3 separate regions of the Mus musculus genome follow, and regions 1 and 2 are each linked to region 3. Evidence: chromatin loops called from intact Hi-C (ENCODE). Cell type or tissue: heart. All regions are shown on one strand. Each heading gives the region's core, and the rest is flanking DNA. Links, peaks and the distances in the headings are about the cores only.

Region 1 (7,970 bases), core at 1,652-6,651, 380 kb after region 3:
ATGGTCAAAACCTATTCTGCCTGCCTGCATGCCTGTCCATCATCCTCCACCTTATTTTTTGAAACAGGGTCTTTCACTGACCCTGGAGCTCACTGATTCGGCTACCTGGGGGGCTGGGGGGGGGGAAGGCTCGCAGATAAACACCAGGGATCCTCCTGCTGGCTCCCCACACTCCAGTGGGGGAGTTGCAGACACATGTTGCCCTGCCTAGCTTCTATACCTGGGGAATGGGGAGGGCTTTGAAATCCAAACTCAGGTCCCCAGCTTACACAACAAGCATTTTACCACTGAGCCAACTCCCCGGCCCCAAATCCGTGGTGTTTTATGGATGCTATCCTCCATAGTCATTTATTAAAATATTTCAAAGCATTTTCATAGAGTGCGTGGGTACTGTGTAAACATCAATAACAATTCTCTCACTTCAGGCCTGCCAGAGCCAGCAGCCTGCCATCAGTCACTTGTGGGGTACCTGGAAGGATTACACGGGTATACTCAGCTCCTCTGACTCTCAGGGAGGCTTTGGGCCAAGTCCCTTCCATAGAGCAGCTGTGGTACCATTGGTCATCTGCCTCCCATCTGGTGGTGCCCCAGCAGGAAAGTTGCTGGGTGGCAAGGAGAGCTCATAAACCATCAGGGAAGAGCGGTGACAGTGGTGGGCTGTCTCCGCAAAGACCCATGGGCCTCCACTCCACCTGGCTTACCTCGAACCCAAGTCCCCTGGAACTGTGGGCAGGAGCTGGAGAAGCCCTGACACCCATTCCTAGTCGAAGACCAAGACAGCTAGGAGAAGAGTTTTTCCAGATGTTGGCTCTTGGCTACTGCACACTTAGGTCTGGTTTGGGGGTTGGAGGCAAAGGTCTTCAGTGGTAGGGCAGAAACTCTTCGGTCCCTGTTGTCTCTAGGAAAGATTGGAGGGATGGCTCTCAGTTTTGACCACAGGCCATGAGTGAACCCAGGTCACAGGAAAGAACCATGAGAACCAGTCTCAAGGCTCAGAGTTTGACCCTGAGGCCAACCAGGTTCTGCTGCCCAGCCAGAAATGGCATCAACCCTTCTGTGAATCCTCTCCTCTCTTCTGATCTCTGCAGCTGATCTGGTCACGGGGACTTGGTGGAGTTCTACCTAACACCTGCCAAATCCACCTATTCAGGTGACTGTGCTCACATGGCGTCTCCTCTTCACTCTAGAAGCCTTTGTCTGAGGTACAGGAGGACAGAGGAAAGGACAGGAGGGGACAATAGGAGAGGCACAGCTCGTAGCTCCAGAGGCCCAGCACTGTGGTAGTGGGAAGAAGAAAGACAGGGGACAATGGCAGTCCCACAGAGGTGGTATGGAAACAGAAGGGCCTTGAAGAATGATACCCCAATCCTCAAACTAGCAGAACAAGAGTAGGTTGAGCACGTCCAGGAGGCTCTAGCTCCCAAAAGCCACCATGAGAAATATCAGGTCCCAAGGCCTCTTCATATAAGTGTGTCTGAGCCAGGAGTGATACAGTGGAAGAAAAGTCGCATTATCCAGTTCCAAGGATGCTCGTTCAGGATGGGAATGATCATGACCTTCCGTCCCTCCCTCATAATGCCTCAGCCTGGGTTCCCCCACCTCCCAGGCAAAATCCCCAGATCTCACCCACTGCCCTGTACTCCAGCTTGGTGTTCATGGTGAGCTCTCACAGGGACCTCCTTCCTGGGGGCCTGTCAGAGCAAGCTCGGTACACAATCAATGGAGTTTCTCGGCAGCAGCTGGCAAGTGCTTTCAATGAATTGGAAAATCTGGTTGATGTGTCCTAAAGTCTAGTGCTTACAAGAAGGCTTGGGTGTGGGAAGTACTTTTCAGTTAGGCCTGACTTTTCTGTCTCCCGCCATCCTCCTCTCTGTGCTCCAGAGGTTTTTTTTTTTTTTTTTTTTTTTTTTTTTTTTTTTAAAGTTAAAATGTGGCACATCTTTTATTAATATCTTGTAAGACATGCTTCCTCAAGTAAATGGTTCTTTGCCTTAGGGATCAATGTGATAGTTGGAGGGGTGCTTGAGTTTATGTGTGGGTCTGTTGAGGGAGTGGGGAGGAGAAGGATGCTGGGCCGGTGTTTACTGACGATGCTCACCTGTGCAAAGTGTGCTTGCATTTTATTACAAGTATATCTTGCATCACAGGTACACACGCATACAGCTGTGCCTCCTCTTGTGCCCTATTGAGACACCCAGTCTCTGGGTGTCTCAAATATCTATGGTCTGTCTACATGAACAGACAGGGGACCAGAGGGCTGCCAAAATGCCCCTAACTCACCAAGACCCCCTGCAGGTCGGGAAGTGTACTGGCTGGTTTGTGTGTCAACTTGACACAGCTGGAGTTATCACAGAGAAAGGAGCCTCCCTTGAGGAAATGTCTTCGTGAGATTCAGCTGTAAGGCATTTTCTCAATTAGTGATCAAGTGGGGCAGTCCCCTTGTGGGTGGGACCATCCCTGGGCTGGTAGTCTTGAGTTCTATAAGAGAGCAGGCTGAGCAAGCCAGGGGAAGCAAGCCAGTAAGGAATATCCCTCCATGGCCTCGGCATCAGCTCCTGCTTCCTGACCTGCTTGAGTTCCAGTCCTGACTTCCTTGGTGATGAACAGCAATGTGGAAGTGTAAGCTGAATAAATCCTTTCCTCCCCAACTTGCTTCTTGGTCATGATGTTTGTGCAGGAATAGAAACCCTGACTAAGACAGGGAGGTACATGTTTCTAAGGGTTCCCCTTATCTTCCTTTTCTCTCTTCCCTCTCTGGTATCTTCCAGAAATAGTCCCCTTCCTCCTGCTTCTCCACAGAGTCAGATAGAGAAGTATGCTTGACAAGAATTCAGAGCTGCAGTCCTTAAAGCAGAAAGGCCTAGAAACCAATGCCAGCCACCCATTCTGTGGATGGGCATACTGAGGCTCAAAGACACAAAGGATTTTTTCTCCTATGTGCCCAGAGAGGTCCTTGCAGAGCCAAGACCACAGCTTGGTTTCCCCCATCCTATCACACCACCTTGTCTTCAGTGCAGGAAACCTTCCTCCCACTCAGGTCAGAGCTGCGGTGTAGTGTTGCTGATGAGCATGGCTGTTCAAGGAGATGGTCGCAGCATCTGCAGGTGATGCTCACACTAACTGTCTCAAGGACATGGTGACCAGGTAGCCTTCCTCCTCAAGGAGCAGAAAGAAGGCAGCAGCAGGGATTGGAATGGGACGGTCTGCCTGTCAGTCAACCTAGTCCCCTGAGTCCCCCAGACATGGCTCTGGCATGCCAGAGGGCTGAGGCCAGTATGCTCTACGAAAGAACTGAGAGAAAGGTACAAACCCAGGCTTGAGCCCTGGAAGGGACTTTAGAGATGATCAATTTTTAAATAATCTCCGCTTCATATTCAGAAACTTGACACACAAGGGCTTGGTGACCTGCCCAAAGAAACATGGAGAGATCGCCAAGTTTATAAACCCTGCCCCTCCACCCCACTCCCACCCTATTAGGAATTGATGCTTCTCTGCTCCTCTGGGAACAGTCTGACCTGTGCTCAGATGAAATGCTAATCCTGAGCGACTCACCGATGTGGTCAGTACGCTCTGAAGCCCCGCCCCCTCTTCTCCGTTTTCTTCCCCAAGCCACTCTGCTTCCTTAAAGGCAGAACAGATGAGGAAGGCACACACACAGATGTGCCAGGATCTGCAGCTGGCAGGCTCGGAAGCCCTCTCTCTTAAGCATTGCTCCACCCTAGCCTGCACCAGTAGCAAAGAAGTAAAGACCTCGCGGATGAATGAGAACGGGGCGGTGGGAAACCCAATTCGTTCTCCAAGGACACGAGCGCCCTCTGCTGTTCGCATGATGAATTACGGATTCGGACTAAACCGCATGAACGCAGCAGCTAAGTCTCACCAAATCAAGAGGGTTGCAGCCACCACCACCACCACCACCACCACCACCACCACCACCACCACCAACAACAACAACAACAACAACAACAACAACAACAACAACAACAACAACAACAACAACAACAACACATAACTAAAGAAAAGACCAATAAAAGTGAGACCCAAAGTGGAATCTGGGAGGAGAAAAGCTGCCTGAGTTCTTCTATGTGGACCTTCGAGCAAAGTTCAAGGTCCTGCCCATTCCCCATTTACCCGCTTTGTGCTCCCCAGGTATTTTCTAGTTTGATTTCAAAGCAAGCTGTGTAGTGATTTGGGGGTAGGGGGAGCCTACTTACTCCACAACCTCTTGAGTTCTGAGAGTTTATAAATATTCACCTTGGCAACTTTGAGCACAGATCAAAGCTACAGTAGATAGGATGAAGGACTAGAACGCTGGGATACAGCTCCATGGCTGTCACTTCCTACTCGTGTTGGACCTTTCTGTGCCTCGCTCTCCTCATCTGTAGAATGGGTCTTCTGAGTCCTAGGGAATTCCCTTAGGTAACAGATGGTGCAGTTTTGGCAAGCCAGGGTGGAGAGATCCGATTCAGGCCCCCGACCCTTATCAGTTTTCTTCCCTGTTTTGTGAGCAGTAGTGAGGTAAAGGGGTTACAGAGATAGGACACTGTCTTGCTCCATTTCTCCACATGGGTGACCACAGAGCAAGGCCTCTGGTAATTCTATTGCAGCCTTGGCGATTTACTGAGCTCCTATTAGTAGGCAAGGCCTGCTGTGTAAATTCTGCGGGCTCCTGAGGACTGGTGCTCAGGAAGACAGGAGGGCACAGAGTAGAGATCCCAGAACAGCATAGGAGCCTTGAGATTGGAGCCTGGGAGGCCAAGGACAGGCCAGCTTCCTCTGAGTCTAGCATTTCCCGAGGCCAGCCCTGAAATGACTTTCCTTGTCTAAAAGGTCAAGGTCATGGGCTTGGGGGTGTAGTGCTGTAAGGCAGAGCGCTACCATGTGTGTCTCCCGACAGCTGCTCTGTCTCCTGGTCTCAGTGACAACACAGCCGTTAAGGAGACCTCGCCCGTGATCGGTGTGGAGGATGCGCGTACATTATCATATGATCATGGCATTCGTCAGCGATCCCTTTCCTATTTTCTGCATGAGGCTCCCTTATTTGAATGTGTTTCCTCAACAGAAATGAGAACTCTTCTTTGTCCCTTCTTCGGTCCCAGAGCTGTGGTGGGGCGGGGATATCCCAGGTGCATCTGCGAGGAAGCTTCCAGAGGGACCCAGAATGCTATTACTGAAGGCTAAATGTTCCGTGGCTAAAAGCTGCTGTAGCAATCTTGGCATCCACTCTGTTTGAATGGGTACATTACTGTAATGTCCCATTGCTGCCGTCAGCACGCAGAGGGCTGGGCTATTTGTAACCGCTGAGACGCCTGAGCAGCAACATAAAGATCAAATGGTAGAGACTTCCTCTGCCTCAGCTGAGACAACCAGGCTCAGGGCTTTGAATTTGGCCGGCCACCTACCTCAGAAGCTGTGGCCCAGGGCTTCTGGTGTGTGGGAGCGCTACGGGGAGAGGAGGGTGGTAAGACAGGGTGGGCTAGAGAGAGAAAATAAGGGGAGAGGGCAGAGGCAAGGTGTGGACCCAGGAGCGAAGACTTCGGCATAACTCCACCCCCACGCTCCTGAACCCTGTCCTGAAGCCACCATCTGCCCCCTATCCAGCCCCCTCTGCCCCTCAGATCAGGTCGATGACTTCAAGGTGTTCAGGAGAGCAGCTGCAGGTTTCTACCCCTGCTATCACACACAGAAGAAGATGCAAAACCAGTCGCTCCCCCAAGGTCCAATGTGGGTGCAGGGAGGGCTGGGGGACTTTTAGTGTTCTGGATGGAATTTAGAAGGTGAGAGGAGATGAAAATACGGTAGGAGGGATCAATATGTCAAGATCATGTTACCACGCACTCAAGGCTACTTCTGCCTTATGTGGCGTTAAACCTCCCCGCCCCACACACCACCACCACCACCACCACCCCACCCCGCCAAGTCGTTATGTGGTCTGGTTGTTCCTGTCCGTGGGTCCCCATCCACACCCTGGGAGTTCATATGAGCTTTGATCATGTTGATTTAAAGGGGCTTGTTTTCTTGGCCTCCTCTGTCCCCTCTGGCTCTTACCCCCTCTCTGCTTCCTCTTCCTCGGGGTTCCCTGGGGGGGGGGACTTGATGGAGACACCCCATGTAGGGATGAGTGCCTCTGATCTTCTCTATACACTGCCAGCTGACACCCTTATGGCTGTGTGGTGGTGTGTGATACCTCCCCTCCCCCGTTTACACACAGTCTCCTCTAGCCAGGCTGTGCCTTTCAGCCTAGGTGTGCTGGTGGCCACTTCACTTCTGTCCCTCCCGTGTCCTATCACATCACCAGGATTCTTCCCAACCCATACTCATCGAATTTACTTATTTGTGTGTGTGCACACACACATACACACACTTTTGTGCATGCACAAGTCCATGCACAACTGTACCCTGGTGCTTGTGTGGAGGCCAGAGAACAACTTAGAAAAATCATTTCTCTCTTTTGACCCATATGGGTCTGGTATTCAAACTCGGGCAGTCAGGCTTGGCAGCATCACCTGCTGAGCCACTTCACCAGTCCCTCATTCTTATATAATTATGGCAATTTATATACAGTGTAATGGTAATTACCTTAGCCAAGCCACTCTTGTGCAATATGGCAGCACTAAGTACAACTCTGGTGGTACACAAGCGCCATCACTATCTATACCCAAAGATTTCCGTCATCTATAACACAGCTAAACACTGCAAACTGTCAGTCCCCATTCCCTCTTCTGCGCTCCCCCATCATCCAAACTCTGCATCCTCCCTCTGTGGGTTTGACTTCCCTAGGACCCTCACCTGGGTAAACTCCGAGTCAATTCACCATCTCATGCCTGACTCATTTCACCTAGTGCAATGCTTCCAAGATCCATCCATGTTGTACCACATATCACTTTGCCGTACCAAATTTTCACTGATAGTCACATAGCCAATTAAGATCCCACTGTAAACCACACTTCTCCATTCATGCACCAGTGAGCGCCTAGATGATTCCAGGCTTCTAGCTATGGTGAATAATGAATGCTGCCGTAGACACAGGTGTAGGAGAAATTCCGTTCGAGTCTCTGCTTTCAGGTTTTCTGACTGTAAACTTAGGAATGGAAGCACTGGGCAGGTGCTATCTCCGCGTGTGTTTCTGAGGAGCTGCCAAAGTGTTTCCCAATGACGTCACACCATTTACACTGTCACCAGCCATGTGGGGCTCCAGTTTCCTCACGTCGGGACCAACACTTGCTAATTTCCTTTTATTTTTATTATTATAATTATGATGATGATGATTATGGTTATTCTTATAGATATGAATTTGATGATATAGGAGGAAGAGCTTGCAGGCTCCGCCTCTCTGTGATGATCTTGGAGGAGGAGCTTGCAGTCCCCGCCTTGGAGAAGGAGCTTGCAGTCCCCGCCAAGGAGCTTGCAGTCCCCCCCTCTCTGGAAATTTCATTCTAAGCTTGACTCCTCTCGACACAGAGGGCCCTTATTTGGATTGTCCTGACTTTTCAGCCCATTGAGTATAACCTATGTACTTTGAAGATTGACAGCTCCTGGAGGAGAGGAATTGTCTACCCATGGTTCTGAGTCCCATGGTCTCGTTCCCACTTAGCATGGGGAGAGGAGGGGAACCCTCAGGCAGCTAGCCCCACCTCATGAACCAAAGCAGACAATTGATCACTACCATCTACTTTGAACTGCACATTTCATTCCTCAGTCTAGCTGTCCCAGCCCTTCCTGTTGAAAGGACCTGGAAAACCGAATGACTTGAGGATAGCTTTTTGATACTTGGGAGTAAATAAATAAATAAATAGGATTGTTTGTTTACATTTAAGAACCCCAGAGCCCAGAGGTGATTAGAGGGGATACTGAAAGAATGAATTTAATCACAGAATCAAATCTCCAGAGAGGCGGGGCCTACAAGCTCCTCCTCATCCCCTCCTTTATGCTCCTCTGTGGACCTCAGCTGCAGAGTTGCTGCTGCCACA
Region 2 (7,970 bases), core at 1,192-6,191, 300 kb after region 3:
ATAGGCACTGCTCCCTCAGGAATCCCATGACAGACTCCCTGTTGCCAAGAGTGGAGTTTCCCATCACCCTCCCTTCCTCTTGTCAAAGGCTGGTACTGTGTGAGCTGGCAGCGGGCTGACAAGGTTACAGGGAGAGATCTGATATTTTATCACACTTCTGGGGCCCATGACAGACAGGCTCGTGTGGAGTAGGCCCATGGCCTCTTCTGCCTCCCTCTCCAACTATCCACCTCCCACCCCCTACCAGTGTGCTTCACACAGGCCTGCCAATCAGAGACAAAGATAAGAAACTGACTTGAGTCCTCCTCCCAGAGCCCAAGCATCGAAGGCAATTATGTGCGAGTTGGAGAGTCTTAGTGCTTGTCAACCTCGGTATGAGGCTTGTAGTGGAACTACACAGATGCTGCCACAGCAGCGTGTATGGCCTTCTGCAGGACACAGGGCTACTCTTAAACAGGCACCACAGATCACTGTTATGCCATTATGCTCACTATTAACAATGCACGACCATGGAAAGAGTCATGACTGTGGGTGGTGGGGCAGGCCTGCCACCCATGCACAGAGGCCAGCACTTGGGAGGCAGAGGCAGGCAGATTTCTGAGTTCGAGGCCAGCCTGGTCTACAAAGTGAGTTCCAGGACAGCCAGGGTTCTACAGAGAAACCCTGTCTCAAAAAACCAAAAGAAAAAAGAAAAAAAAAAAAAAAAAAGAAAACTATCAAGCCAGCTGCAGCACTCGGAAGTGGGCCCTGCACCTCACCTGAACAGCACAGTAGAGCTGGCCCCAGTGGCAGTGGGGTTTGTCTGTGAGCTGGCCCCAGTGGTGGTGGTGGGTGAGCTAGCCCCAAGACCATGAGCTGGGGAGAGCTGGCCTTGCCCAGCCCCTCATTTTCATCTGCAAGGTGGTAGTGTGGGTTCAGGAAAGATGCCATCCCACCCCCAAGCCTCCTACCTGCAGTAGGAGAGTGCGCTGGCCCAGAGAGCCAGAGAGCTGGAGAGCTGGCCCCACTCCTCACCTGAGCAAAGAGGGAGAGCTAACAGGTTGACCAATTCAGCTTCCACCCATGCCCAGATCTAGGGTTCTGAGGTCAACCACCCCAAAATATAATCCATCAGTGAACTGCTGGAGCATGTAGAAGGGCAGGTCCTGCTGATCCAAAGCTGCAGGACCTTCATGACCCAAGACATCAGAAGAGTGCCAGCAAGGATCCAGAATTGGTTGTATAGCAGAAGCCTTGAACCAGACAAATGACTCATTACAGTGAATGTTTGCAAGAAAAGCTGTTTAGACAAAAGGGTGACCCACCAAAGCTTCTACTACTAGCTGGTGTTTTCTTTTAGAAGAACGTTGGTTGCAAGGGTGGTGGGCGAAAGGATGGGAAGATGAGTGGGACTGGGGTGCGTGATGTAAAATTCACAAAGAATCCATTAAAAAAACTAGAAAGCCATCAAGCTGCACAGCCCATACTATCCAATGTTCTTCCCAGCTACCCAGGATGCAGAGTATGGATATGAGACCATTGAAGATAGCTTGGTAATGGCCCGTGAAGATGTCACTTAGAGCAGTCACCACAGGCAATAACATGCAGGGTCCTTTGTAAACTGAAAACAGATCGACCATCTGATCTCACAGTTTTCTACTGGGTATAGAGTCAAAGGAATGGAGATCAACATGTGACAAGGCATGTGTAGTCACAGATTCGTTTCAGCACCATTCACAATTGCCAAGATATGGAACCAGCCTATGTGTTTATCAGTTGGTTAATACATAAAGGAAATGTAGTATGTAAGCATAATGGACTATTTCTCAACCATATAAACGAATGACATTTTGTCATTTGTGGCAACATGGAGATTGGAGAACATTGTATTTGATTAAAAAAAAAAGTTAGGCACAGTAAAGTGAACATTTGCATGTTTTTGCTTAGAGGTTTAAAAGCCAATCTCACAGAAGGAGAGAAAAGAATAATGGTTATGGGAGCTGGACAGATGGCTCAGTGGTTAAGAGCACTGTCTGCTCTTCTGTAGAACCTGAGTTCAGTTCACAGAACCCACATGGCAGCTCACAACTGTCTGTAATTCCAGCTTTGGAGTTCTAATACCCACTTCTGGCTTCGAAGGGCACCAGACATACATGTGGTACACAGATAAGCATGCGGACAAACACCAACACACTAAATAAATAAATAAAATAAAATTAAATTAAATAAATAAGAAAAATTTTTAAAAAAGAATAATGGTTACCAGAACCAAGGAAGGTTGAGGGAGGTGGGAAATGGGGAAAGAAGTCCCAGCTACAGAGTGCAGTTGAACAAGAATAATCCCCAGTGATCTGTAGCAGAGCTGGGTACCTATGGTTGGCCGCAGCCAGCTACATATCTCAAAGGGACTAGTGGAGAAGAGGTTGGATGTTTCTGACATAGAAAAGAGGAGCTAATGTATAAGGTTATAGACATTCAGCTTACACTGACTGGATCATTACATACTATATGTCTGCACTGGGGGCTGGCTCTGCAAGCGTGAGGGCCTGAGTTTAAATCCCCAGCACCGGGTAACAAGCTAGGCATAGTTGTGACATTTGTAACCCCAACACTGTGGGTTGGAGGCAGGTGGATCCCAAGAGTTAGCTGGCTAGCTAGGCCAAATGATGAATTTGCAGTTCGGTGAGAGATTGTATCTCAAGGCAAAAAGGCAAAGAGGAAGATATTAGATATTCTGATGTGGCCTCTACATGCATGTGCATAGATGTGTACATAGATATACAACACACACACACACACTGTCATACTGTACTCCAAAAATATATTCAATCACTCTATGACAATTAAAAATAAAAAGATAGTTAAAAAACAAAATTACCAGGCTACAGAGTAGATCCTCCCTGTGATTTGGGGGAGAAAGGGGTCCAGGGGAAGAGGTGAGCAGGTAGAGGAGGAGAAAGAATGAGGGAAGGGTGTCAGGCTAATAGACAGAAGGAAGCTTTCCAGGGTAGGTGCTCCACCTGAAATGGGACAGACCAGTGCCTAAGTGACACAATCAATACATCCCTTCCTGTCACCCTTCCCTGTGGCCACAGCTGCAAAACAAGGCAGAATGAAGGCAACACACAGACACCGTGGTAGCTCATCAACCACAAGAATACAGAGACAACACAACAACACAAGACAATACCAAGCTTTGAGGCCCTGGGCCTGGATGGGTGACTGCCACTCCCCTGTCTGCCCCGGCTGCCTATATGCTCTCCCGTTAGCTCCTGATCCAGAGGGTCCTGCTTCATAAAGAATATAGGGTTCCCCAAAACTCCAGACTCTTTCACTGTACTTACTCAGGACGTCCTGAGAGGATTTCCCAACTCAAGCAGGATGCCCATGGCTAGAAAGAAGGGTGTCAGATTAGAACATACCTGAAGTCAGTGCTGTTGGCTCTCCTGAGGTCTCATTTCTTTTCAGAGTAGACTAACAATTCCTGGTATTTGATGGCTGAGTGTCACAATGTATGCCATTCAGTGGCCATAGACCTGCTCTAAGAACTCTCAAAAAATAAAATAAAATAAAATAACTCTAAGAGACAGATGCATTCATTCCCATTTTATGTGGCTAGAAGCAGGTTTGGAAAGTCTACACACAATGGATTTCAGTCAGGCCTCGGACTTCTCAACTCATGGCAGAGTGTTGAATCATTAAAAGGCCCCAGTGGCCCGGCACTCCTCACCCAGGGTTCCTGAGATCTGATAACACCTCTAGCATGGTGCCTTTCTAAACATTAAGGCCATTGCTTTTGACACTTTTCCCAGGGCTATCTTGGGGCCTCCAAGTGTCCCTTGGCTGTAAGGCTGCAACCCAGGGCAGTCAAACCTTGGCAAGCTGTGGAAGGAACCGAGCCAGGGATGCTTTGGCAAGAAGCCCGGGAGCACATCCTTTAATAGTTCGGGGTCTCCTATAAATATGCCAACTGCAAATCAGAGGCTCAAAAGCAAATCCCAACAGCGACTCAATTTCAGGGTCTGAAGCATTCTCAGCCCAGCCTTTCACATCAGCTCAAGTCCCCCCAGGTTCGCTGGCTCCCTCCATATAATCTACTGAAGCGCTGAGGCCCTCTCCACTAAACGCTGCAGCGACCAACTATGAAGACAGGGAGTGTGGCCAAGGGGTCGGGAAGAAATTTGGTAAGGTTGCCTGACTCTCAATAAATATTTATTCCCACTTGGGGAGCCAGGGTTGGACCAGAGCTCCCCCTGGGCTTCGCATGGAGAATTTTCTATGCTTCCAGCGGGGAAGGCTGAATGCCAACCTCTTCCCCCACCGTACCCTTGAAAACCTTGGGTGAGGCTAGAGATGCCTCTCATTCTGTGTAGACTGTTTGGTCTTATTGTCTCTAATCTGCATAATAAACTTCAGGGTGGACGCTGCTGTTGTCTTTTCCAGAAAGAACCTGTGGGTAAAGGAGAGAGGACGATGCAGACACTAGCCGAAGAGTCAGCGTTTGGCTCAGATCTGCTTGGCAGCAGTGTCTGAGCTCTTTCCTTCCAAACACCATGCTCTCTCCCTCTGGGTTGAGACCACAGATCTCTGCCAAGACTTGGTTCTCTTCCTTCCATCCCTCTCCTGGGCCCCACGAGGGGCCTCACTTTGCTGCCAGTATCCCGAATAGACCCTGTGAACCCCAGCCTCTTCAGTACCACCTGGTCAAGACCCCCTTGACCTGTACCTCTTACAATCTCACTTATTGTGTTTCCAAAGCAGTGGTCTAGGAGGAGAAGGCAACTTTATGAGTGAGAATGACGTAGGGTGATGAGGGCCATGGCTTATCAGTATTAGTTTGTCAATTGTATGTGAGGGACACTGGTCCCCTCAGCATGGCCTCCTCCCTGCTTGATCTCTTTTTAGAGACATATAGTAGGGAATAGTCATATCCTCTGCCTCCTCCAAGGTCACTGGAAGGTAGACGGCTATGAGACCCAGCTTGTCTAAGTCTCTGGGCGGCCACGTCTCACAGTAGCCAACAGTCCCATCTAGCACAGAGTCCCTGGGGCTTGTTGCCATCCACATGCTGAGCACCCCACCTCTCAGCCTGCAAGCCAAAGTAGCCTTTGCAGTGGAGACCAGGCACGTTGCCAGGGTCCTGGACGACTCTGGCAGTCAAGGACATTGCAGACTCTCTCTTCCACCGGGAGCTGGGGAGGCAGAAGGAACTTGGTTCAAATTCCAACTTCAGATGAGTTGCTGACCTTGATACTTTAGTTCTCTTTCCGCACACAATAAGGATGAAAATCTTACCTGATTCTTGGGACCTGTGAAGAGAGAGAGAAAGCACTTAGGAGGGTCACATAAAGAGCTTTTCTAAATGTCCTGACTCCAGGGTCCCTCTCCACCCAGCATTTGAACATATTACCCAGACTTAGTAAGGAGTCAAGAAATGAATTGGATTTGCCCCTGCAAACCACGGAACAGACAGAAAACCAACTAACAATGAAATCGCATGTGAAAGATAGCAGTTATAGGCCTGAGTTCTAAGCCATCCGTCAACACATACTCTGAGCACCCATATTAATATGCCCCTTATCACCCAACAACCAAAACTCTTTCCTATAGAAACTTTATTTACAATTGAGGAGATGGTGAAAACAAGAATGAAAAAGATGAAAATTAATTTAAAAATATACTGATCATCAAAACATGACTCTTGTTCATTTATTCAATGCACACATGCATACACACACACACACACACACACACACACACACACACACACACTTTAATCGTAATTGTTTAATGTATACCATGGATTGTATGGGAAACATGGTTGACTACATAGCTACACCCTCAAGATATTTAAAGTCTAGAGAAGTAGACAGATGAACAAATCAAAGTTCAAAATTAATTTACTCTCTTTTGACTTTGACTATTGAAAGCAGATAAGCCCTGTGCTATTTAAAAGGCTTTATTCAGAGATTCGGAGGTCAGATGCAAAGCTTTAAGCAGAAAAATGTCCGAGGTCTGAGTCCTGGTCTCCAGGAACTCAGAGCCTCAGAGTCCAAAGGCGGAGTTAAATATGTTTTGAGAGGGAGTTGTCATCAAAGAGATGGCAGAAGATGGTTTTGAAATTCTCATCTAAAAGTAGTTGGGGGCTCTGAAAAGACAAGTAAATAGATTCTAGGTGGTTGGCTGCCATCCCAGCAGAAGGGAAAAGCAGACAAGGCAACAAACCATCTTTACTAGTCCCACACAGCAGTGAAGGCAGAGGCAGAACCAATTAGCTCTACATTTGCTGGGTATTCACTGCCTCCGTTCTTCATAGAAGAGAAGTACCTGTTGTCTGTAAGTACCACCAACAGAATGCCTATACAGTCACTAGTGTCTAAGAAATATTCACTGAGTTAATGGGCCAATGACAACACAATTATTTAGATGAGAGAAGCCCTTGTTTCCAGTATGCAGCAGCATAGAGTTTTATAGGGAGTCTACAGTGCTCAGAGCTGAAGATCTGGTCTTCAGGTTCCCTTAGATGGCTTGTAGTCACCTTGAACTCAGAAGAAATGGGTACAAAAAGATCCAGGGATGAGAGTGAGTGATTTGCTTTTTTTTTTTTTTTTCTCATGGCTGTGGCAGTGCCTGACAGAAATAGTGAAAGGAAGAGAAAATTTAAGGGGCTCTCTCTGTGGTGGCATTAGCAGGAGAGAGAGGCTGTGCCTGGGCCCAGAAGAGGCAGATATAACTTTCAAGAGACAGTCCCTAGGGATGTATTTACACCTGCAGTGCCCTAACTCCTAAGGTTCTACCAGCCTTCAAAACAGCACCATGATTGGAGGACCAGGCATTCAAAATATGAGCCTGTGGCAGACATTTCAGATTCAAACTGTAACATATCCCCTGGTCCATGTCTGCTTGACTCCTGGAGGCTATCTTGACTTAGAAAATGTCTGTACTTGTGTGTTCTTCCTTAAGACTGCATGCTTCAGTGAATGTCACTGCCCAATCCAGTACCCTGGGAACTTAACCCCTCTCTCCTCCTTATCCACTCTCTACTCCTTAGTACCAATCAATCAGTGATGTTTATATAAGTACAAAGATGCAAAAATCTATCCCCCAACGTTACCACATTTCTAATAGCCAGCATTTCTGTTCTTGGCCTTCCAACCTAACTGTTTACATTTCTCCACCCTTCTTTTCCCAACAACTGCAACTCTTCCTGTTATGTGTTCCTGTGCAACACATTTCACATGTTAACCCTTCCTTTCCCAAACTTTGCCCTTTGATTCAGCCCTTTCACCATCCCAACTAGGGCAAACCTGTCTCCATGCTCCCTTTTATAACAGGATTCAAAATTGCAAATTTACAGCCCCACTGTCCAGAGGACAATATCAGCACATGGCTTCCTAGCCCACAACAGACAACTGTGTTCATACATCTAATGCAAGCAAGATGAGACAGCTGAATTTTATCTCATCTTCATGTCTTGCTCTGCCTCCAAGAATGGAATGGGTAGGGAATAAAGTGTGAACAAATAGTGAATTTTTATTTGCCCCAAGAGTAACAATTCAGGCAGGAAAGTAGAAATATTGAGAGGTTCAATAGCAGCAGGATGCCAACTGAGAGGAGCTAAGATATAGTTCAGTGCCCTTGGTGGTCTTCAATGTTCCAGCCAAAAGACTGTCAACAAGTCTTACAGCCCTAAGTTCTTGAAGGGTCTTGAGATGCCTGCTGAGAGTAGTCCACCACAGAACAAGTCTACAGAAAGCAGGTCACCACCAAAAAGTGGCAGGGGGTGATGGGTCTTCCATCTCTAGCCAATTTCAAAGGCTGATGGAGTCCCTACACTTGCAGGTGAAGCAATAGATCTCAAGGCTAGAGTGAATCTTGAAGCAGGAGCAGCATCGCATCGAATGGGAAAAGTGGTGTATTGTTACTTTTCTGTTGCTGTGAAAACATGTTATGACCAAGACAATTTATAGGAGGGTTTATTTGGCTTATAG
Region 3 (7,970 bases), core at 1,817-6,816:
GTAAACCCTGAGGACTGTTAGTGTCTGTGTGTGCGTGTGCATGTGTGTGTGTGTGTGTGTGTGTGTGTGTGTGTGTGTGTGTGTGTGAAGAATGTGTAGTTTTTGAATTTGAAACTCACATTGCTTTGGGGGAGGTGGAGAAGTCCCTGAAACAGTTTTAGGCAAAACTGTAAAATCTGTGCAAACAGAGATACTTTTTTAATTCTTCAAAAGAGCTTCCTACACCCCCACCCTGATCTACCTTGGCTTCTGTTGTCCTTTTTCCTAGCCTTGCTACACACACACACACACACACACACACACACACACACACATGCATTTAGTTTATGTGTATATTATGTATGATAAAGATAGACAGATTTATGCTTATTGTGATATAATTACATGTAGCTATATATAATTATAGATATTTATTGTATATAATTTTGTAATTTGGACCTCGGGAAGCATCTAACCTTATCATTTTGCAATGATTCCTAGAGAAAAGAGTAGTCTGAGACAAGGCTGCAGAGTTGCCAACAACTGGACTAGGCCACACTCAGGTTTTCTTCCTGGGTGGGGTCTCTCTCTTCACCACCGTCTTCCCTCTCATGAGAGTAACTCTCCTTCAGCAAAGCATTTGTACATTAAAAGATGCTTAACCCCAAGAAGAATGCCTCACTCGCTGGAATCCAAAGGCGCTGGTCATTGTGGAGGAGGTCTTTGCACAACTATGTCTTCCCATGAGCCATTTAAAATTTATGTGAATAAAGTACATGTCCCATTGAAGCTACCTGGCTTTTGGGAACTGAGACAACTTCTCTGACCTGTGTTTTCTTCACTATGGAACACATGCCCTAAGGGTCCAGGGCTGCCGCCTGCTGCAAACCATTAGGATTAAGAAATAACCAAGTGTCTTGGTTCTACCAGAAATATCTATGTCACAGCATAGAGTATAGCATACCTTTCCCAGCTCCTTCACGGTGATCAGCTGGGAAGCAGGACATTATGGCTATGTAGTCTGAGTCAAGGAATCTCCTGTGATAGCAACTTTAGCTTAACTCTGATAGTGTGCTGGGTCCTGAGCTAAAATCTCCTTATCCTTACCTCTTCACACCAGCCGAATGCGGTCGGTTCTCTTGGTGTTTGTGTTTCATGGTGAGGAAAACAAAGGTCAGAAAAGCTGACTCATTTCCCAAAAATCCATGCAGCCAGTTCTACGCAGAATGGTGATTGGAATTTGTATAGCTTATTTAAATCATTACATTATTTAATACCTTGGGAAGGCCCAGTGTGATTGCTACTCTCCGTTGCTCACTTGACTACATCTCGACTAAAACCCAAGTGGCTGGGCACACATACAAGGGATTCTTTTCTTAGTTACAGCATTTGAAATGGAAGTCCCACTTATAATCTGAGGCTTTTGGAGTGGGAAGATAGATACACCTGCAACCCAGATCTTTTTATTATTATTATTATTAGATATTTTCTTCATTTACATTTCAAATGCTATCCCAAAAGTCCCCTATACCCATCCCCCACCCTGCTCCCCAACCCATCCACTCCTGCTTCCTGGCCCTGGCATTCCCCCGTACTGGGGCATATAACCTTCGCAAGACCAAGGACCTTTCCTCCCATTGATGACCTATTAGACCATCCTCTGCTACATATGCAACTAGAGACACAAGCTTTTGGTTGGGGGATACTGGTTAGTTCATATTGTTGTTCCTCCTATAGAGTTGCAGACCCCTTTAGCTCCTTGGGTACTTTCTCAAGCTCCTTCATTGGGGGCCCTGTGTTCCATCCAATAGATGACTGTAAGCATCCACTTCTGTATTTGCCAGGCACTGGAATAGCCTCACAAGAGACAGCTATATCAGGGTCCTGTCAGCAAAATCTTGCTGACATATGCAATAGTGTCTGGTTTTGGTGGCTGTTTATGGGATGGATCCCCGGGTGGGGCAGTCTCTGGATGGTTCTTCCTTCCATCTCAGCTCTGAACTTTGTCTCTATAAGTCCTTTCATGAGTATTTTGTTCCCCATTCTAAGAAGGAATGAAGTATCCACACTTTGGTTTTCCTTCTTCTTGAGTTTCATGTGTTTTGCAAATTGTATCTTGGTTATTCTAAGTTTCTGGGCTAATATCCACTTATCAGTGAGTACATATCATGTGTGTTCTTTTGTGATTGGGTTACTTTACTCAGGATGATATCCTCCAGATCCATCCATTTGCCTAAGAGTTTCATAGACTCATTGTTTTTAATAGCTGAGTAGTACTCCATTGTGTAAATGTACCACATTTTCTGTATCCATTCCTCTGTTGAGGGGCATCTGGGTTCTTTCCAGCTTCTGGCTATTATAAATAAGGCTGCTATGAACATAATGGAGCATGTGTTCTTATTACAAGTTGGAACATCTTCTGGGTATATGCAATCCAGATCTTTTGAGGTGGGAAGATCTACCTTTAATCTGGGTGACACCTTCTGGTGGAAGCCTATATAAAGGACACGGAAGAAGGGCAACCTTTGCCTGCTTGCTCTTGCTGAGAACTCCATTCCTTTGCTGGCATTAGAGTCTACATCTCCTGGATTATGGTGTATTCTGAAGACCAGCTGAGATATCCAGCCTCGTGGACTGAAAAACTACTGAATTCTTGTACTTTCCTTTGATAGACATTCACTATTGGACTACTTGGAGCACAGCCCATAAACCATTCCAATAAATTATATATATATATTGCTTCATAGAGAACCCTGACTAATACACCTAGAAGCTAACACCAGCAATGTAGAATAAATGCTAGCCAAATGGATATGATGCTATTAATATGTTAATATAACATTTGCATATTATATGAGTTCATTGATGACTGATTCTTTCAGCCATAGACTCCTATGGCCCTGGTGACTTCCTCAGTGGATAGCCTCAGTTTTCACATCTGAAGTATGGGAGAAATAATTCCCACAGGGACTGCAACAATGCCAATGGGTTTTGCTCAGTGCCTCAGAGTCCTGAGATCAATAGTGTAATTGCTGTGAAACACACAGACCATAGTACCGCTGCATAAATAATTGTAATCACTGTGCCCAGTGACAGACAGGATGGCTTTCCAATATCTTATTCTAAAATGCATTTCTCTGCAATTAAATTCACAGGCTTTGGGCAGAATGAGCGTCCCACATAGATAGACACATAGTATTTGTTTTCCCTGCTAGGCCCTGAGATACTTCAATTCTAGCTCCTCCTTCTCCTCCAGGCGCTCCCTTGCTGAGGTCAGAAGTTACCATCTGACTTGAGTGTGTCTTTAGGCCCCCCACAACTGCGGGTGGGGGTGGATAACAAGTAGTCAAAAGAGTCTTTGTCATATCCCAGCCATCCCCTCCCTGCTGGAACCTGGGGCCCCCTGCTTTCTACATCTGTGCATTCCAGCTCCATCTGGTGATGTCATCCAGGCACAGGGACACCCTTCTCAGTCCCACAACTTGAAGTCAGGGAAGGGTTCTTCTCTACAGTGTCTTTGGGGACAGATTTTTCTGACTGTGAGCCATTCACATGCCATACTCCAGGGATCAAGAATTCCAAGGCACTCATTGGTGCCAAGTCCAAGAATTTCTTTCTCAGGGTGCCTGCTTTTTTTTTTTTTTTTTAAGATTGGAGAGAGGGAAACCTACAGGATTGTAGTAGAAAGAGGAAGCATACAAGTAGTGGTCTATGCGATGGCACAGAGTGCCAAGAGGCTCCAGTAATTTGTTACTGGACAGTAACTGATGTCCTCACAATGGCATGTGATACCTTTAGAGGCCTTATTGCCAAGTACAGGTTTGGAGCCAAAACTGTCAACTCAAGCCTGGAGTCACTCTGATATCTTTAGTACTGTAAGCCCTGTAGTCAAAAATACACAGACAGGAAGGAAGGATGAAGGAGCATGTAAGGAACCTTTACTGGGACCCACCATTATGCTGCACGAGATGCTTCATGAGTAAGATGTTCGTGGACAGTTGCTACAGCACATGGAAGGCTTGGATTCTGTCCTGGCATTCAGTTGGATGATGGAGGAATCTTCCATTTTTAGTGATACTTGAGATAGGTTTTTCAGTAATGTGGCACATGTGGTTGATAACTTGCCACCTTTTTGATGTATACACACACACACACACACACACACACACACACACACACACACCACATCTATATCTATATTTCACCTTGTTCGGGGCTTTTCAGTCTGTTACCACCTTAAAGCAACCCTCAGTTTTTCAGCCAGCAGCCAGGTGGCGCCACGTGGACCAGAGTGGCCCACAATGTGTAGCTATCATGTAGTCCTAAGACCAAGAGGTTGAAGGAGACAGACAGACCCCTATCTTTTTTTTTTTCCCCCCCAGGAGTTGCATTCTCCTCCTGCCCCATCCTGGGAGATTAACAGATTCATCACTCCTTTGTCCCAGGTAAACAGACCATTCTTTGCTACACAGCTGAGCACACATCTATCCATGCAAGGCAGTCTTCATGCTCCACAGAAAGACTGGCGCCCCAGCAGGTTGATGAGGCTGTTGGGAAAGGACCAGAGCAGAGCTCATCAGTGGGAGCAGATGTCGAGCTAATACACACTTGTCTGATGCTCCTGGGGTTATTTATTTTTCAAGGAAATTGCAGAACAGTGCCTATGGGAGGAGCAACAATTGGTCTCCTGAAGTTTCCCAAGGATAGCTGGAAGCAATAGAAGAAGATGAGAACCATATAGATCTGTGTTCCAGAGGTTGTTGGTGTTAGGAAACCTAGTGGTCCTCTAGGATGATGAGATATTAGCTTAGGGGATCATGATAGGGTGTCTTAGAACTCTGGGACCCTTTGGGGTATTTTCCATTATGAATGCAGTGTACATGTTTACTAGTTAATTTAGTAAGCATCTGTTAAGCAACTGGCATATACTGGCTGTTGAGGACCATGCAGGAAGCACTGTTTCGCTATATTACCATGCACATCTTTGGGCCTCATCTGCATCTTAACTCTAATCAAGCATACTGCTTCAACTCACATCCACATGTTCTCTTACTCCTAGTGATGAAGAGCATTTCATGAGGTGCACAGTGGCCCGAGATGGGAACTCTGAGCCCCATAGTTTATCTGAGGCCACCCAACAAATCAAGCACATGCTGTAGAAACTAACAGGAGGCAGAATGGTAGGGGTATGGATCGGTCAGTCCATGACTTGCACTGGAGCCTGGCTTCTGATCATCTGCCCTGGGAACTTTGACCCACTGGCATGGAAATAGAACATGCAGGAAGCAGAAGAGGAGGAAAGAAGTGGCTTTGGAGTCAGTTAGTTTGGGCAGATGCCACATGGAGGAAGTGATGGGAGTGGGTAGGATGATAAAAACAAAACATCCCTAATAGTGCCCTGGGGTCAGTTTTAGAGGCACTGGTGAACTGGGTAGGTTAAGGGAAGTGGAAAGTTGATTAAAGGAAGGTGTCTTAGTTGGAGTTACTATGGTTGTGACAAAACACCATGACCAAAACAAACTGGGGAGGAAAGAGTTTCTTTGGTTTATACTTCCACATTGCTGTTCATCATTCAAGGAAGTCATGGCAGGAACTCAAACAGGGCAGGAGCTGATGCAGAGACCATGGCAGGGTGCTGCTTATGGGCTTGCTCCTTGTGGCTTGCTTATCCTGTTTTTGTATAGAACCCAGGACCATAAGGCCAGGGATGGCACCGTCTACAGTGAACTGGGCCCTCTTCCATTGATCAGTAATTGAGAAAATGCCACATAGCTGGATCCCATGGAGGCATTTCTTCCGTTGAGATTCCTTCCTCTCAGAAAACTCAGTGCCAAGCTGACATAAAACTAGCTAGGACAGATGGGTATGGGGTGGGAGCACAAATGCAAGGCTCACTGCAGCTTGGACAGACTGGACTTGAAGGCTTTATGGTTAATATTCCACTGTTATTGAGAGGGAGCAGAGAGAGTATCCAGGAGGAGTGTCGTTTTCACTGAGGTTCTGTTCTAGGCTGATGGTGGCCATATGTAGAAAGATTAAAGGTGGAAATGACAAGGTACAGATGAAGACACAGCTCAGAAGCTTCAGTGATCAGCACGGATAAGATAGGTCTTTGGGCCCAGAGACTGGAGGACCAGAAGTCTGTGCAGACTGGTAAAGTTGGGGATGAATGGAACTTAGGTCATCTTTCCTCATCCGGGTCACACTTGTCATGTCTCTACTCTGTGCCCAGCTGTGTGCTAGCACCTTCTAACTTGAGTTAGAATTTGGCCATTTCAGATAAAACAACAACAAAAAGCAATGGTGCACCAGTTCAGGCAGGGGTCCACCCTTTCCAAGCCACTTCCATTTCCCTGTGCCTCTAGATAGACAGGAGTTCCTGGATCCCTGTGGAGAGTGCTGAGTGCCTCTCACAGCCAATGCTTGCTGTGGCCTTTGCACATTAGCCTCTTCATTACAGTAACTTTGCACATGGCATGTTTCTGTGTGTGCCAGTGGTGGACATATTTCTGTGTGGCACATACATATGGACAGAGAGCAAGCTTGGGTGTCGGTCTTCCGAAGCTACTAGTCTTGCTGTTTAAAATAAGGTCTCACTGGTCTGAAAGTGGCCAAGTAGGCTGGATCCACCTGTCCCAACGTGTTACCCCTGGATTAGAAATATGTACCACCTTGCCCAGCTATTTTTATGAGTAGATTCTGGGGATCAAACTCAGTTTTTCGTGTTTGCAAGGAGAATGTTTTATTGACTGAACGATCTCCCCAGCCCCAATTACTAGTTTTTATTGAAACATGATGGTTACCCCTTTATTATTTATTTTACATGCTTGGGGACATTATCATACTGACACAATGTCAATAATGATGGAGCTGTTATTATCCTGCTTTTAATAGGAGTGAAGTGACGCTTGGGAAACTTTGGGAGGATTGTCTCAGGCCACGCAGTTCCTAAGTGCCAGAGCCAGGATTCACAATGCTTGCCCATGGGCTTTACTGCTGTCTGCCAATGCGTCCTATCTTCAGGACTCTGATCTCTCATAGTGCGGATGAGCATGGTCCATCTGCCAGGCACCAGAAGGAGCTGATGCGTGTAAAGCACATGGCAGGGTACCTGGCTCGTGGCAGGTGGAGAATTAACTAACTGCCTATTTGTACTCCTTTCTGGGAGTGGGAGCAGTCTGTCCAGGCTCCCATGCAGACAGAGAAACACGAGGAATGGCCAACCAGAGTTTGTGAGGGAAGATTACTCGGGACAAAAGGTGGTAAATAACATCAAGCTTTCAAATCTGGAAGCCTGTAATGTACTCTCCTGAGGCATGTCTTGGACAGGTGGAATCAAGGAGATAATTTTAAAGTAGTCTGTATTTTAAATATCTCAGTCTGAGCTGTTTCTGGTCCTTGCTTTATATGAACCATGTTAACTTTGCTTTTCATTTCTTCAGATTCTCCATGTTCTATAGTTGAAGATTTTCTCTGTGTACCACTCATGCACATGTGTAGTTAGAGGCCAAGGTCCCAGAATTTTTTTCTTGATCTGGACAATGCAGGGGAAGAAGACCTAATGATTGCATAGAAGTCATCACTCAGCCCTTTGAATGTGTCTAATAGGAGACCCAAAGGGACCAGTTTTGTCGGCAGTGTTTGGTAAAGTGGATGTGGCGTGGGATTCATGCACACGCAGTGCCTGTCTAATTAATTGCTGTTTACAGTCTTGCTGTTCCTTTTGCGTTCTCTTTCTCCTGGCTAGGATCAGGAAATCAAAACAAAGAGCTTCATTGTGCTATTCTGGGGCAACTTAAATAGGATAAACATGGGTGTGGGGTCCAGGCTCACTTTCTAAGTTTCAGATCAGGGAGGCACACCACACCACACCATGTAGTAGAATTCACATTGACAGGGAAAGGGCCCAACTGCCTACCAGGGCCTATGTAGGGAAGCTCCAGCAACATTTTGCCCCTGGGTTCTTTCCCATCAGTGTAAAATAGGGAAGC

What was found. Hi-C counts contacts between places; a loop is a spot of excess contacts. Peaks named below come from ENCODE experiments on the same cell type or tissue, not always from the same donor. Only the 100,000 strongest peaks of a DNase experiment are listed, where the experiment ranks them.
Region 1: a loop joins it to region 3, with 6 times the contacts of the local background. A loop is called at or near these places in 25 of 42 quality-filtered maps.
Region 2: it touches region 3 in a loop (2.8-fold over the local background); 2 of 42 quality-filtered maps call a loop at or near these places.

Annotation. Positions count from the first base shown.
Region 1 is chr6:31,934,193-31,942,162 of GRCm38, reverse strand. No RefSeq gene overlaps it. Among named protein-coding and RNA genes, the nearest start is that of Gm31894, 80 kb to the left of the region's middle. In heart, for the core only: a CTCF peak has its summit at 3,794 (motif pointing left); a DNase peak (open chromatin) is centred at 3,672; H3K4me3 peaks cover 630 bases; H3K27ac peaks cover 342 bases; H3K27me3 peaks cover 1,717 bases.
Region 2 is chr6:32,014,146-32,022,115 of GRCm38, reverse strand. It overlaps Gm31894 (a long non-coding RNA gene), which reads right to left and starts at 4,118. Exons shown (of 3, transcript XR_377515.2): 1 at 3,402-4,118. In heart, for the core only: a CTCF peak has its summit at 4,232; DNase peaks (open chromatin) are centred at 3,875, 4,495 and 5,065.
Region 3 is chr6:32,316,737-32,324,706 of GRCm38, reverse strand. The region is part of intron 3 of Plxna4 (plexin A4); the gene reads left to right. Among named protein-coding and RNA genes, the nearest start is that of Plxna4os1, 190 kb to the left of the region's middle. In heart, for the core only: a CTCF peak has its summit at 4,244; no DNase peak of the experiment used is centred there.